Regions from separate parts of the Homo sapiens genome. Here region 1 is linked to region 2. Evidence: read pairs that join two places in POLR2A ChIA-PET (ENCODE). Cell type or tissue: HepG2. All regions are shown on one strand. Each heading gives the region's core, and the rest is flanking DNA. Links, peaks and the distances in the headings are about the cores only. Region 1 has its middle 18 kb from the start of CST9L. Region 2 holds the start of CST3 (cystatin C).

Region 1 (2,901 bases), core at 248-2,747, 52 kb after region 2:
ATGGTCCAAACGCACCACAGGTCTTGTGTTGGGTCCCCCCAGGCTGACCCTGAAACACAGACTGGTGGGTGCAGGTAGTTTATTTGGAGGTGATCCCAGGGGACACATGTGAGAAAGGGAGACAGAGAAGGGGAAACGCAAGGTGTCTGTTATCAATGGGTCACACTGGGGCCGGGGGTGTTTATTCTGCTGGGGAGCTCTGAGAACCATGTGACATGCACCTCTGAATTGGATGCCCAGAGGCTGGGAGACTGGGACATTCACCTGCCTCCCTCCTGAAGAAGGAGTGTGACTCTCAGACTTGACCTTTCCCACACCACAGGGGTGTACCTGCTCTGCTGGAGGAGCTCCAATTACACGGAGAAAGCCACTAGCCAATCTGGGCACGTCGCAGGTGCATGAGTTGGGAGCTACCCATGTACTGGTACTTGGGATACCAGCGGCAGCTGCACTCAGAAGGCCTGTTAGGTCAGGGGTTGGCAACCATGACCCGAGGGCCAAAAGCAGCCCAGTCTGCTTGTCTCCATGTGTAGACAAAGTCTTGTTGGGACACGACTGCTCTTATTTGTTTATGCACTGTCTATGCTTCTTTCAACATACAAAGGCAGTGCTGGGTAGCTGAGAAAGTGACTATAAGCCTACAAAGACCAAAATAGTTACTCCTTAAATTTTTACAGAGAATGCATGCCGAAGCCTGATCTGGGAGATGTGGACAGGGTGTCCACAGCTGCTGGCTATTCTCAGCTAACACATTAGGTATACATGCACTCTGAGCATTAGTGCAAATGTCACATGGGCTGTGTGGGATTCCCGAGTCCCTGTCCTGCTCCATGTGCACATCCCGTGCGCTGGGAGGCCACCCTCACTGCCCCTCTGCAGCCTGCAAGGGGCCCTGAGATGGCGGCTCAGACGCACCTTAGCTGTGCCTCTGGAAGCCACTCAGGAGGCCCAACAGGGAATAAAAACTTACCCCTGAGAGCCCACGAGGCTGCCCTGCTGAGAATAACTCCATCAACTGCCCAGGCCCCTCTCTCCAGGACACTAGCACACAAAGCTTCTGGAAATGCTGATGTTTAATGACCTATATTCTACATGAGGAACCTGGAGAAGTGTGGAATTTACTTTGACAGCATCTGCATGCCCCGTCATGAATCCAAGGGAATTGTAAATTGAAAAGAACAAACAAATATGGAGCTGGTCAGCTACAGCAGAGCCACCTTTGGAGAACTGCCAGTGTCCACAGAGGTGAGGGCAGCCTGAGCCTGGGCCTGTGGGTGAGAAGCAATCAGGGGAACCCCTCTGAGCAGGTCTTGTTCAGGAGCTCACACTGCATTACCCAGGGCTGGGTCCTAAAAGTGAAGAAGCAGGTGAGCATCTGGGAGGGAAAGCATGGGCGAGGCACTGGGGACAGGGGGCTCAGGAAGCTCATGGCTCCCACTCTGAGCAAAGGATCAATATCCACCTTGCACATTTCCCAAGCTGTCAGTTGAATGCGGCTCTCATCCTCATGTGGGGCCATCCAGCCCCACTCCTGGGACATTTCTTAGCTGCTTCCAGATCTGGGGCTCCCTCTTCACTCAAGGTAACCTGTGTTAGGACCCACTTCCCAGACAGTGGCCTCCTGGGACTCCACAGGCTGGCCTGTGTGATTCATACCCCCAAGAGCACAAAAGTCACTTTGTCTCCCCAGAGCTGCTCTCAGATGTAGGCCAATGTTTAACCTATTAGTTAATCCTTTGATGAGGGGGCCCACCTGTCCTAGGTAGGCTGTCCCCAGAGCTGGGCTTCCCCTTGTCCCCTGTCCCTATCCTCTGGAGCAGGCATTACAGCTCAGCAGGGGCCAGGGCAGGACGAGGGAGGGAGGGCAGTGGGGTCCCTCCTCAGCCTCCACCTGCCTCAGGCTCTGGATTAGGGGAGGGGGACCCTGAGAACTGCACACTCAGAAAGAGGTGATATTGGATCCCCACCACGCTCTTTCTTCAGAAGGCAGACGAAGACTGGGGAGGAAGACCAGAGAGGAAACAGCCTCTACTCAGGCTTAGGAGACTGGGACCCCAGGCGGACAAGAGCAGTCTGAAGGCCATGTGCCCTGGGTACAGGCCACTGCAGTGGCATGACAGGGCAGAGTCAGGAAACTCAGATTGGCCGGGAGCCTACAAGTGGACCCGTGGCTGCCTTCCCCTCTGCACTCCCCACTAAGGCAAAAGCAGGGCAGCCTGGTAGAGGCTGCTGCAGGCTAACTCCTCTAAGTCTCTTTGTCAGCTGCACCTGTGCCCATACCACACCCTATGTGGCATCCACAGCTGTGTCCAGGAGGGAAGATGTTGCCCTGTCTTACATCGTTCAGCTCTGTGCTTTCTTGGAAAGGGCAGTTATCAATGTTGTCTTCAAATTTCCCACACCTAGTTCTCCCCAGCAGTAGCTCCATTGAGAATACGGTCTTGGACTCTATCTAATGTACAGAGAGATTACAGTGAACACGCCCCTCTTTCTGCACCTAAATACCTGAAAGTGAAGATGCTGTCATTGTAGGGAGAGGCCCAAACATGCTACTGCATTAGGGAGCTCACTCATGGGCCTGGCATCAGTTCACTGGAGGTAAAATCTGGGGAACCTTCTCCAGATTAAGGAATTAAGAGCAAAGAGCAGGTGTGTATGGTGGGTCCTGGGGCAGACACAGGCTGAGTCAGACCCCACTAATGTATCCCCTGTCTCCAGCTTCACCTCCACCTCTCCCACGATGAGACACAGCTTCACTCTCAGCAGGCATCTGATCCTGCAACTGCATTCCCAGAGGATGGCGCCACATGCCCGGGAGGGTGTTGGATCTCCAAGAGTTTTCAGGGTAACCTCAGCCCTGGGACAGAGGGAGCCTCATCTACAGCATATTGTCAAAACTTT
Region 2 (2,901 bases), core at 109-2,608:
TTCGCCATCCTCCCACACACCCTAATGCTGGGCTGTGCAGTGCCACAGCCACCAGCCACATGTGGCCACAGGGTGCTTGAAATGGGGCCAGTACAATTGACACCCACATACACAGGGAATTTCAAAGACTCAGTACACACACCCAAAATAAAATAACCTATGTTATTAATGATTCTTCTTATGTGTTGAAATAATATTTTGGATATATTAGGTTAAGTAAGAAATATTATAAACATTACCTTCACCTGTTTCTTTTTTACTTTTTGAAATGTGTCTCCCAGAAAGTTTTAAATTGCTCCTGGGTTCGTGTCACATTTCTGTCTGGCAGCAGCCCTGCAATGTAGTGTCCATGGCTCGGTCACCCAGGCTCCGTCTCTAGCTCCTAGACTACCTGGTGCAGGGGGAAGCTGGTGAAAAGTCTGTTTACTGAATAATGAGTTGTGAAAGGAGAACCCAGAGTTTTTTACTCAAATAAAGGTTAATTCTTCTGTTTGAAAAGTTCCCTAGCACAGGGCATGGCCTGAGTCTCCTGTGGCCTCTGGAATCACACCTCTGCCTTAGTGATTTCTAGACCTTGACCAAATGCTCACGGATACTCAGGACCTCTGAAGACTCCGGAAGGCCGAGACCTCTATCTTTCCCTTTTCTGAGGAAATGAAGCTAGGGGGTCGTATGCTTTTAGGGCCCAGGGGGCCTTGACACCTCTCTGGAGGGCAGGGTGACCTAAGCTTGGGAGGAGGGACAGGTCTTTGGGAAGAGATGGAGCTGAGGGGGTGGAGTGGGTAGAAGGGGGGCATAGGTGTGGAAGGGGTGGGGGAAGAGGGGCCAGGAGTGGGGTGAGAAGAGGGGAAAGAAGAGGATAGGAGGGACAGGGACAGGGAGAGGCCAGGAATGGGTAGGAAGGGAAGACAGAGGAGGGGCGGGACGAGGGAGGGGCGATGAAGAGGGGCCGAGCTGGGGTGGGGGCGAAGTGGGAGCAAGGACAGGAGTGGAGGAGGGAGATGAGGGGCATGGGAGGCGGTGTCTGGGGGTTGAAAGGGGAAAGGGACAGAGGAGAAGGAGCCTGAAGAGTGGCGGCATGGAGGGGCCCGAAGTGGGGAGGTGGGAATGGTCGGATGGATGGGGAGGAATGGGGAGGATAGGAGAGGCAGGGGAGGCTGGAAGACAGTAGGAGAGGAGGGGGAGGGGAGGGGAGGGGATGGATGGGAATGGATAGGGAAGGCCAGGGAGACTGGGGGGCCAGGGGAGGAGGGGAGGGAGAGGGGAGGCGGGAAGGGAGAGGAGAGGCCGGGAGGGGCTGGGAGGGGAGGGAAGGGGATGGATGGGGAAGGACAGGGAAGCCTGGAGGGGCAGGGGAGGCTGGGATGGGAGGAGACTGATAGGGAGGGACCTGGAGGCGGGGAGAGGCAGGGGAGGCGGGGAGAGGCAGGGGAGGCGGGGAGGGAGAAGGGAGGTGGGAGGGACGAGGCGTTCCGGAAAAGGGAGTGCAGGCCGCGGTGGGGTGGGGCGGCGAAGGCCGGAAGGGATAAAACCGCAGTCGCCGGCCTCGCGGGGCTCACGGCCTCGCCTCGGTATCGCAGCGGGTCCTCTCTATCTAGCTCCAGCCTCTCGCCTGCGCCCCACTCCCCGCGTCCCGCGTCCTAGCCGACCATGGCCGGGCCCCTGCGCGCCCCGCTGCTCCTGCTGGCCATCCTGGCCGTGGCCCTGGCCGTGAGCCCCGCGGCCGGCTCCAGTCCCGGCAAGCCGCCGCGCCTAGTGGGAGGCCCCATGGACGCCAGCGTGGAGGAGGAGGGTGTGCGGCGTGCACTGGACTTTGCCGTCGGCGAGTACAACAAAGCCAGCAACGACATGTACCACAGCCGCGCGCTGCAGGTGGTGCGCGCCCGCAAGCAGGTGCGTGCCGCCCCCCGCAGGGTCCGAAGCCCCGGCCCCGCCGTCCCAGCCTCCCCCCGCGCTGCTCCCGGACCCCGTGCTGCTCCTCTCCGGCGCCTGGGCTTCTCACCCGGACCCTGTTCCCGGTCTTCGCTGTCACCCCCGAGCCCTTGGCGGGCGTGTCCGGGAATGCCCTGAGTCTGGCCTGGCCTGGAACCGCACGGACACGTCAGGTCCGCGCCCGGCGCCTAAGATCAGCTTCCAGGAGCCAGCTCGAGCTGCGCCGCAGCGCGGGGGCAGGCACAGGACGTCCCACACAGCTCTGTCCCGACCTCCTGGGACGCTGGGCTCCGGGTGCGCTGCTGAATACGCAGGAGAAGGAAAAACAGAGCCCCTCATCTGGCTGCCTCCTTGTTCTTCCACCAAATAATTTTTAAGCACTTTTGTTTCTTTTAACTTTTTATTCTCCCGTAATTTCAGACTTACAGAGCAGCTGCAAAATAGCACAGGGCATCCCTGTAGATCTTTCACCCAGATCCCTCAGATGTTAGCACAGATGTTAACATTTTGCCCTGTTTGTTCCCCCCAGCTCACTTTCCGAATGTGAATATGGGTGTGTGTATATGTACTGTATATGCATTTTTTGCCTGAATCTTTTGAAAGTAAACACTTCAGTGTGTTTTTCCTAAAAACAAGGGCAATATCGCACATAATCACTATTCCATTTTGAAAATCAGCACTGACACATTCATGATCTAATGCTCAGACTCATTCAGCTTTCCCTGTCTGTTGACGGCCTTCGTGCCCTAGGACGCTCCTGGGCCATGAGTGCATGAGTTCAGCCCTGTCCTGTCCCCTCGGCCTCTTTTAACCTGCAGCAGCAGCTGGGTCTGTGCCACGACCGTGCCATTTCCCAGGGTCTAGCAGGTGTGGATGGAGACTATGCTGACTCTGGGTGGGCTTGATGCTGCTCAAGATGAGATCTAGGCCATGCGGCTCATCCTCCTCCCAGAATACTCTCCGCAGGGG

What was found. ChIA-PET counts read pairs that join two places held together with the same protein. Peaks named below come from ENCODE experiments on the same cell type or tissue, not always from the same donor. Only the 100,000 strongest peaks of a DNase experiment are listed, where the experiment ranks them.
Region 1: POLR2A ChIA-PET joins it to region 2 with 20 read pairs; 3 of 35 experiments call an interaction of 5 or more read pairs at or near these places.

What each region holds. Positions count from the first base shown.
Region 1 is chr20:23,584,895-23,587,795 of GRCh38, reverse strand. It overlaps the pseudogene CST9LP2. Among named protein-coding and RNA genes, the nearest start is that of CST9L, 18 kb to the right of the region's middle. In HepG2, for the core only: no CTCF peak of the experiment used is centred there; DNase peaks (open chromatin) are centred at 525, 795, 1,215 and 1,695; H3K4me3 peaks cover 1,127 bases.
Region 2 is chr20:23,636,612-23,639,512 of GRCh38, reverse strand. It overlaps CST3 (cystatin C), which reads left to right and starts at 1,558. Exons shown (of 3, transcript NM_000099.4): 1 at 1,558-1,893. The coding sequence starts at 1,651. RefSeq lists silencers at 1,404-1,743, 1,774-2,023. In HepG2, for the core only: no CTCF peak of the experiment used is centred there; DNase peaks (open chromatin) are centred at 1,472, 1,791 and 2,084; H3K4me3 peaks cover 1,727 bases.